Regions from separate parts of the Mus musculus genome. Here region 2 is linked to region 1. A link is a contact called in ENCODE POLR2A ChIA-PET data. All regions are on one chromosome and are shown on one strand. Each heading gives the region's core, a stretch centred on a gene start or an enhancer-like site at or near the end of the contact. The rest is flanking DNA. Distances are from core to core; before and after follow the strand shown.

Region 1 (3,731 bases), core at 574-3,073:
GGAGAGGGTAACTGGGGGTCCTCCTTTGTGTCTCCTCCTTACCAGTCTTTGGCACTGTCCATCAAGGACAGGAAATAGCCATCGGTTCCTTTGGTAAGAGCAGTTTTTAGACAGGTTTGGAAGAGGAAATGAAAACTGTTGAAAAACAGGAGATCTGCGGACAACTGCTAGAGTCTTCTTAGTCCTGTTTCCTGGGAACTCTTTCCCAGTTACCACTGAAAATGGTGGTTTTTTAAGTTTAACTAGCTTGTAGGTGACGCATGCTGGGAATAGAAGCCAGAACCATCCCATGCTATAAACTACCAGCCTGGGTGTGTCTGCCCTGGTTCTGTGCCTCTGGTTGCTGTGATTTGAAACTTCAAATGCTAACTGTGTGCCTAGCACTACACCTCACACCTCCAAGGCCACCCAGGACCTTCCTCTATGGTGGTATAGGGTATGGTGGAGGGGGAGGGACAGAAGCTTTGCTTTGGTAAGGCCTGGTGTTTGCTTGAACCCACAAGTGGACTGCAGGTCTGTGGGGAATCTGAAATACTAACTTCCAGCCATGCTGTGTACAAAATGAAACCAGAAAACAACGAGGCGTGTGTAGAGCAAAAAGGACTGAAAGTGACTGGAAAGATGGCTCAGCAGGTAAAGCAACCGACCTCTGTGCAAGCCTGGTACCCGAGTTTGGCCCCAGATCCCACATGAAGGTGTAAAGGGAGCACTGGAGCCATAGTGTCCCCTGATTGCCAGCTATGCATGTACACACACATGCAATAGTGAAGGATAAAAGAGAGAGAGGCTGAGGATAAGGCTCTGTGGGAAAGTACGTGCTGTGCAAATGTGAGAACCCGAGTTCAGATCGCTAGTACCTCGGGAGATGCCCGGTGGGTGTGGTGGCCCAGTGCTTGGGAGGTTGAGGCAGGACCCTTGGAGCAGGAGGCTAGCTGGACTAGTTGAATCAGAAAGCCCTGGGTTCGAGACAAAGGCCTTGCCTCAACATATAAAGCAAGAGTCACAAGGGAAGACAGCTGACCTCACCTCCACGTTCACATCCACATCCATACGTGTGCATGCACACTTACACACGTGTGAAAAAGGAGGAACTGGGCATCCTGGCAGATGGAGAGGAAGAGGCAGGAGGATTGCTGCAAGTTTGAGGCCAGCCTTTCATTTCTCTGGTACTCATTTTCTTAAACTACAGTTGAGATTTCCTTTTGTTTTCCTGCACCAGAGAGAGAGAGAGAGAGAGAGAGAGAGAGAGAGAGAGAGAGAGAGAGTATCATGCTTGTAATCCAGGCCTGCAGATGGCTGGCAGCTGTATGCCTCAGCGTTTGGAAATAAAAGGAATTTTAGCCCTTCATGAAAGGTAGACATTGAAAAACTCTTTCTCTGCTACGATTCTTATCTTCCCTTTTTGGATTCCCAGCACAAGGAAGTCATTTGCTACAACAAGGATTTGTGGAAACACATTCATTCAAATACAAAAAGAGAAAAACTTGACTAGTGTGTCAAGCAAGCCTTCCCTGTGACAGTGCTGGAATACGAGTTTACATGCCACAGTTTAAAGTTTAAATCATTAGCGACAAGCTCATTGCAGCCACTGGTGAGTGTGTATTTACTGCAAAGGCCCGAGAGATCTAAGCTCACGGCAGCACACATCCCCCTGGTTATCAGTACCATCCTCATGGCTGAGCTGGGGCCCTCGTTCCAGAAAACATACTTCCTTTCGTGTTGGAAATAATCCGCATTTATTTTGACCTTCAGAGGACTCGTGGCCTTGCTGGAGGACATGAGCCAAAATTTATCCTGGCAAGGCCAGAGCTGTTGGAGGCTTGTCTCCACAGGGATTGCATAGAGTGAGCCGTTAGAGGCAGCAGGAGGAAGGTGGCTGAGGTCAAACAGACATTCCTGAACTTTCCGGCCTGAAAATTAAAGGGGTACTTAAGAAAAGCAGTATTTGCAGCCCCTCTCTCTGTGTCTGTCTCTCCATCTCTGTTTCTCTCTGTGTGTCTGTGTCTCTCCATCTCTGTCTCTCTGTCTCTGTCTCTCTGTCTGCCTCTCTATCTCTGTCTTTCTGTTTCTCCGTGTCTCTGTCTTTCTGTCTCTGTCTCTCTGTCTCTCTCTCACCCCTCCCCTTCCCACCCCAGAGTTCCTGTTTGTCTGACTTTGCCAAGGTTAGAGTGTTCTTTGTAGCTGACCTTGGTAGGAAGAGGACATCGAATCTCATTTGTCACTGTGGATTAATGCCTGTAATTCTCTAAAGTTTGTCAAGTGCAGATCTCAGAAGATGGATCACATGACTTTTGAGCAGTATTCCTTGGTTGTAAAAATGTTGTTAGCTGAGGATGCAGCTTATGCCAGTCTTTGCCTAGCGTGTGTGCAAGGTCCCAGTTGGGGAGATATTTTAATCCATCAGGTGCTGTTGCGTAAGCACAAGTCCTCAAGTTCCGTTTCCAGAATCCATGTGGAAAGTCAGGCATGATGTGCATGCTTGTTCCCTGTCCCCATGCTGGGGAGACAGACACAGGTAGATTCCTGGGGCTCACTGGCCTGACAGCCTAGCCCGATGGTGAGCCCATGGTCCCAAAGAGACATTCTGTCTCAAAAAACGAAACAAAGCAAACCAAACCAATAACAACAAAACCCCAAACAAGATGAATGGCTCCTGAGGAATAATATCCAGGTTTGACCCCTGGTCTCTCTTCTCATGCACACATATATGCATACATTCACACACACACACATCCCCCAAGTTTGATCCCCAACATGGGCAAAATATGAATAAATGAATAAGCCCTTATAAAAGTACCGTCAGACTGTTAGGTGGCTGGAGATGACTGTCATGGTGTCTTCCCTCCAACCTCACCTCAGCTGAGACAGCGACCAAAGCGCAAGGCAGAATTCAAAGGACTGCTCTTACTGCAAAGCCAATGTGCTAACTAGAGGCTGCGTGGCGAGTGTGAGAATCCTTAGCTAGACCAGAGTCTCTTGTGACGCTGAACCACAGTTAGCATCTGTTATATTTCTAGCTGTTTTAGAAACAGGAGATGCTGAGGCGCTAGATAAATCACACGTGGTAACATTAAGACATTTGTTTTACTAAGAATATCCATTATGTGAGAACAATTAAAAATGATCATTTTAGAGTCAAGCTCTCAGTTTGATTTGGGGGAGGGGTAAGTATTTTATATCATACTTACATGAAGAATATGGATACTGATGGTCTTAAATACTTCATGTCACTGTTGATGTTTACTGTGCCGGTGAAGAGTTTCATCTGAGCCCAGTAAATGGGAACCACATTCTGTAATGATTTTCAGAACATAAGGTGAAAGAGGTTCCATAAAATACTCAGGTGGGCTGAGTGATGAGATGAACATCTGCTAGGGCTGGGACGATAGCTCAGTGGTAGAGTGTTTCCCTCGCATTCACAAGGCCCTGGGTACAATACTCAGTACAACCAAAAAGGAAAAATAATAGGGAGATAGATAAATAGATAGATAGATAGATAGATAGATAGATAGATAGATAGAAGATGATCATTTAATCCAGGACAAAGGATTCTGACCTTATAGCTGTGTGCCAGCCACCTTGGTTGTCTGTGTGTTTTCTTAACTACACAGGAAGAATGTTAACAAGTCTAGGTATAAAAGAATACACTATGCAATGTGTGTTCAGCCCAACTTCATGCCCAGTGCAGGTGAGAGGGCAGGATGATAAGAGTCTGCAGGCGAGAGCTAGAG
Region 2 (4,161 bases), core at 419-2,918, 34 kb before region 1:
CCTTCATTAAAACAAACAAACAAAATCTTCCGGGCCATCAAGATGGTCTAACAGTAAATGTGCTTGCTGTGCATAGCCTACACCTGATGACTGAGTTAGATTCTTAAACTGACTCAGAGCTGGAAGAGAAAGGACTTCACAAAGTTGTTTTCTGACATCTGCATGGGCTGCCCAATGCACATGTACACACATGTACATACATGTACATGGTGTCATACATGCCCCCATACACCCACACAAATGTACATAGACACATACATATACATACACAGATACACATACAGACACACACCACACACACAGATTGACAGATGCACACATACCACACACAGACAGAGACACACCACACACACAGAGGAACATACACACATGTACACACACAAATATATATAATATATTATATATAGAGACACATATACAACGATACACACAGACAAACACATACACACCACACACACACAGATGGATAAATATACACACACAAATATACATAGACACACACATATACATATACCAGATACACACACACACACACACACACCACACACACAAATTGACAGATGCTCACACACCACACACGGACAGAGACATACCACACACACACACACACACACACACACACACACACACACACGGAGGGACATACACACATCACACACACAAATATACACACACACACACACACAGATACACAGAGACAGACACACACCACACAGACGGACACACAAACACACACAGATAGACACAAACACGCACACACACACACATTCCTTCCTTAGTCTAGGCTTTTCTAAGTAGCTCCTTTGGAGCGTGGGTCTAGATTCGTGGTGCTGTCAAGGATTTGGTTGAGCAGGCTTTCCTCAGCTAATCCCTGTATTTACCCAAATGCTTTGCTGGTTCTCAGGAATGTGCAGCAGCCAGCTCTGATTAATGGTCTCAGAAGTAAACACAGCATGCTCCGAAATCAACAGACTTAGCAAGCGGCACATTCTTCTTTGTTTTTAACCTGTGAGTGCCCCCCCCCCCCTGTTTTCTTCTGCTAATTTGTGGTGCTAAAGGCTCCCATCCCCAGCAGTGGAGCACACTGCTGTGAAGCTTTGGGTGGCGAGCAAAGAGATCACTCTGCAGTCGCCTCCAGATTGTTCCAGGGTCTCAGTGGTTCTACTTACGCACTCACACAGCTCATGAGCCCAAAGAGATTTCATGATGTCAAGGCGGGTCAGCAGCTAAGTGACTATGACAGAACCTCACCTGAAAGAGGAGTTGGTGTTTTCTGGTTTTATTTCAGAGGTACACAATTATGGAGGCCTGGCTCCACCCAGCATTCAGCTGAGGGGCTGGATTCCTGAGTCATGCCACAGCTCTGGTCTGTAGTCTTGGCTGGACATCAGCCAGGTGGGACCCCTGGGATTCCCTTCCTGTCCTCCCAGGCCCTAGAACTCTGTCAGCACACTGGGGAGATTAGACAAAAAAAAAAAAAAAAAAACCCTCGCAGTTTGCTTTCTTTTCGAACACGTTCTCATAAAGAGGGGCTTCAGCTCAAAGAAGCTCCTTCTTTGTTCACCACAGCTGTGTGGAGTCTCAACTTGTCCTGCACTTCCTCGGAGATGTCTCGAGATCCGGAGTGAACTTGCTGTGGTTGCCTTTGGGCATCAAACTGTTTAGCTTGGCTCGATTATATAATAATTATATAATTGCCCAATATTCTTGTCAGCAATTTGCAGGCCGTATTTTTAATAGGGCCATTTGCCTTTCTTTCCATGGTTCCTTCAGGACTGGTGTAAGCTCCTGGATTATTGCAGCGCAGCCCCACAGGCCCTGCACAGATGTGAGCAGAGGTGACGCGCGCCCTGGGCTGCCTGTGGTTATTTGCTCCATAAAAATCCTCCTGTAAACCATCTTCTCAGTGCTCCTTATGGGTCTTTGCTTTAGTAAGATTTCTGTTGGTGTTCGTTGAAATGGTATATTCTTTCAGGGAGATTTCTCTTTATTAACCCGTTTAGGAAATCTAATTTTTGAAGAAAAAAACCTGGAAACAAACTCTCCAGCTTATTAACCCATTTAGGAAATCTAATTTTTGAAGAGGAAAAACGGGAGACAAACTCTCAGTGTTGTTGTCGAGTTCTTAAGCAAACAGACATTTCCATTTATCTGATGGTGAGAGAAAGGCGAGGCTTCCAGGGGTTAGCTGAAGTAAATTTCGTGGCTTTCAAATAAGTTTTCTAACTTGTCAGCATTGCTGGTAACTTTGTTCTCCCTTGACCTTGACTTCTTTCTCCCTGTGGCAATACACAAAACTTGTTGGGCAGGAGCTAAGAATTACATGAATGACCGACCACACTCCGATCTTTTCAGTTATCAGCAAGAAGACCTCAAAGAGAATGGGGTAGTGATCAAAATAGCTGATATTTTTTGATTGATAGCGTATTATATGTGTGGCACCTTATAAACCTGGGTGCGCGCTCTCTCTCTCTCTCTCTCTCTGTGCCTCTCTCTGTCTCTGTCTCTCTTTCTCCCTCTGCATCTCTGTCTCTCTCTCTCACACATACATATATATATTTCAACTGTCTCAAACAAAGCAACAACCTCCCCTCCCCCGATACACATATCAGTCACAAATCTCAGCTAGATGACGGCCACACCTTTAATTCCAGAACTCAGGGGTCAGAGGCAGGTGGATCTCTGTGAGTTTGTGGCCAGCCTGTTCTACAGAGTGAGTACAGACCTACCAGGACTACAGTGAGACCTTGCCTCAAACAAACCACACTCACACACAGACCCAGACACACACAGATCCAGACACACAGAGACCCACTACACACACACACACACACACACACACACGTAAAGCAACAGCAATACAACCTTGACAGAGCTCTAGACAGGAACCAGAAATGGTTAGAAAGAGGCTTCTGGATCACATGGCCCAGGACTGAGTTTTTCTGCAATGTGGCAGAGAGGCAGCAAAGCCCTTTCTCCTTTTTAATATTGGTGAAGAGGTGAAGAGTTGAAATATGAGTTTTGTTCTTTCTGTTCTTTTTTTGTTTTTTGTTGTTTTTTGTTTGTTTGTTTGTTTTTTGTTTTTTTCTCTCTGCAGATTGACTCTCAGTGCAATTGAAGTTGATCTTAGTGGTAACCTCGCCATGGTGAGGCTCAGTCTCTAAGAACTATTTCTGCTTGCTGGCTCTTGGAACTGCATGTCCAGTGTCCCTGACTGTGTACATTGTTACTGCTGATATGACAGGTGTCTGCCTGGCGTGTCTGTCACGGTCCTAAAAACTCCACACAGAACCAAAGATCTACTTGAGTGTGTTGGTACATTCCTGTGATGCTAGCCATTCAGGGAGGTTGAAACAGGAGGGACTTGAACCCAAGAATGTTGGGCTAGCCTGGGAAACATAGTGAGACCCTGCCTCATGTTTAGTATGTGAAGTATAAGCATGTCACTTTTAAAACTACTCTCTGTAAGAGTCTTTGTTAACAGTCACTGTCCACCCCAATTTGCCTGAGGGCTGCCCCGGTCTTTTTCAGGACAAATTGTTTCTCTTCGATACTTTTCAGAAATTCTCCATTTAACTTTTTACATATGACATGTGTGTTCACTAGCGAAATTTCAACACTGTTTTCTTACTGAAATTTGTTTATTTTTCTAGGCAAGTTGAACATTGCAGAGAAGGATCTTAAGGCTACACCCGACTTGCCACACTTGCCATCCAGCTGAAGAACCAAAGGCTGTTGGAGAGATGGCAGTGACATCCCACCACATGGTCCCTGTGTTTGTCCTGATGAGCGCCTGCCTGGCCACCGCAGGTAATGCACCTTCTCAATTGGGAGGCTCTTAACCTTCTCTTGAATTCCTATTTCCTTCTCCCCTCAGTCTCTTTGGCTAAAAATATTTAGTCCATATTATCTTATGTAAAATGTGAATATTTATGTTATTTAGGTAAATAAAATATTTGACTATCATACTGATACATAATATGTTTTCCTGTGTTGTAGTTTACTAAGCTGGGGCTAGACATTCTAATGTCATGACACGGGACCCAGCTAACCTCTGTTGAGGTAGGCAGATAACAAAGAGCCCCATTTGAATTTTGTTACAGGCATAGTTAAGAGCAAAATAAGAATTGTAAGGGTCTTTTTATTCTCTTAAAAGAATGT

The links. ChIA-PET counts read pairs that join two places held with the same protein, here RNA polymerase II (POLR2A).
Region 2: POLR2A ChIA-PET joins it to region 1 with 25 read pairs in Patski. The contact joins two enhancer-like sites. POLR2A ChIA-PET finds 5 or more read pairs at or near these places in 3 of 5 experiments (Patski and embryonic stem cell).

What each region holds. Positions count from the first base shown.
Region 1 is chr5:107,232,168-107,235,898 of GRCm38, reverse strand. All of the region lies in intron 2 of Tgfbr3 (transforming growth factor, beta receptor III), which reads left to right. Among named protein-coding and RNA genes, the nearest start is that of Tgfbr3, 56 kb to the left of the region's middle. Within about 2 kb of position 1,823, at least 1 of the 3 ENCODE cell types and tissues checked has a DNase peak (open chromatin) inside an H3K27ac peak, as active enhancers do.
Region 2 is chr5:107,265,843-107,270,003 of GRCm38, reverse strand. Tgfbr3 (transforming growth factor, beta receptor III) reads left to right here. Exons shown (of 17, transcript NM_011578.4): 2 at 3,654-3,810. The coding sequence starts at 3,744. Among named protein-coding and RNA genes, the nearest start is that of Tgfbr3, 22 kb to the left of the region's middle. Within about 2 kb of position 1,668, at least 1 of the 3 ENCODE cell types and tissues checked has a DNase peak (open chromatin) inside an H3K27ac peak, as active enhancers do.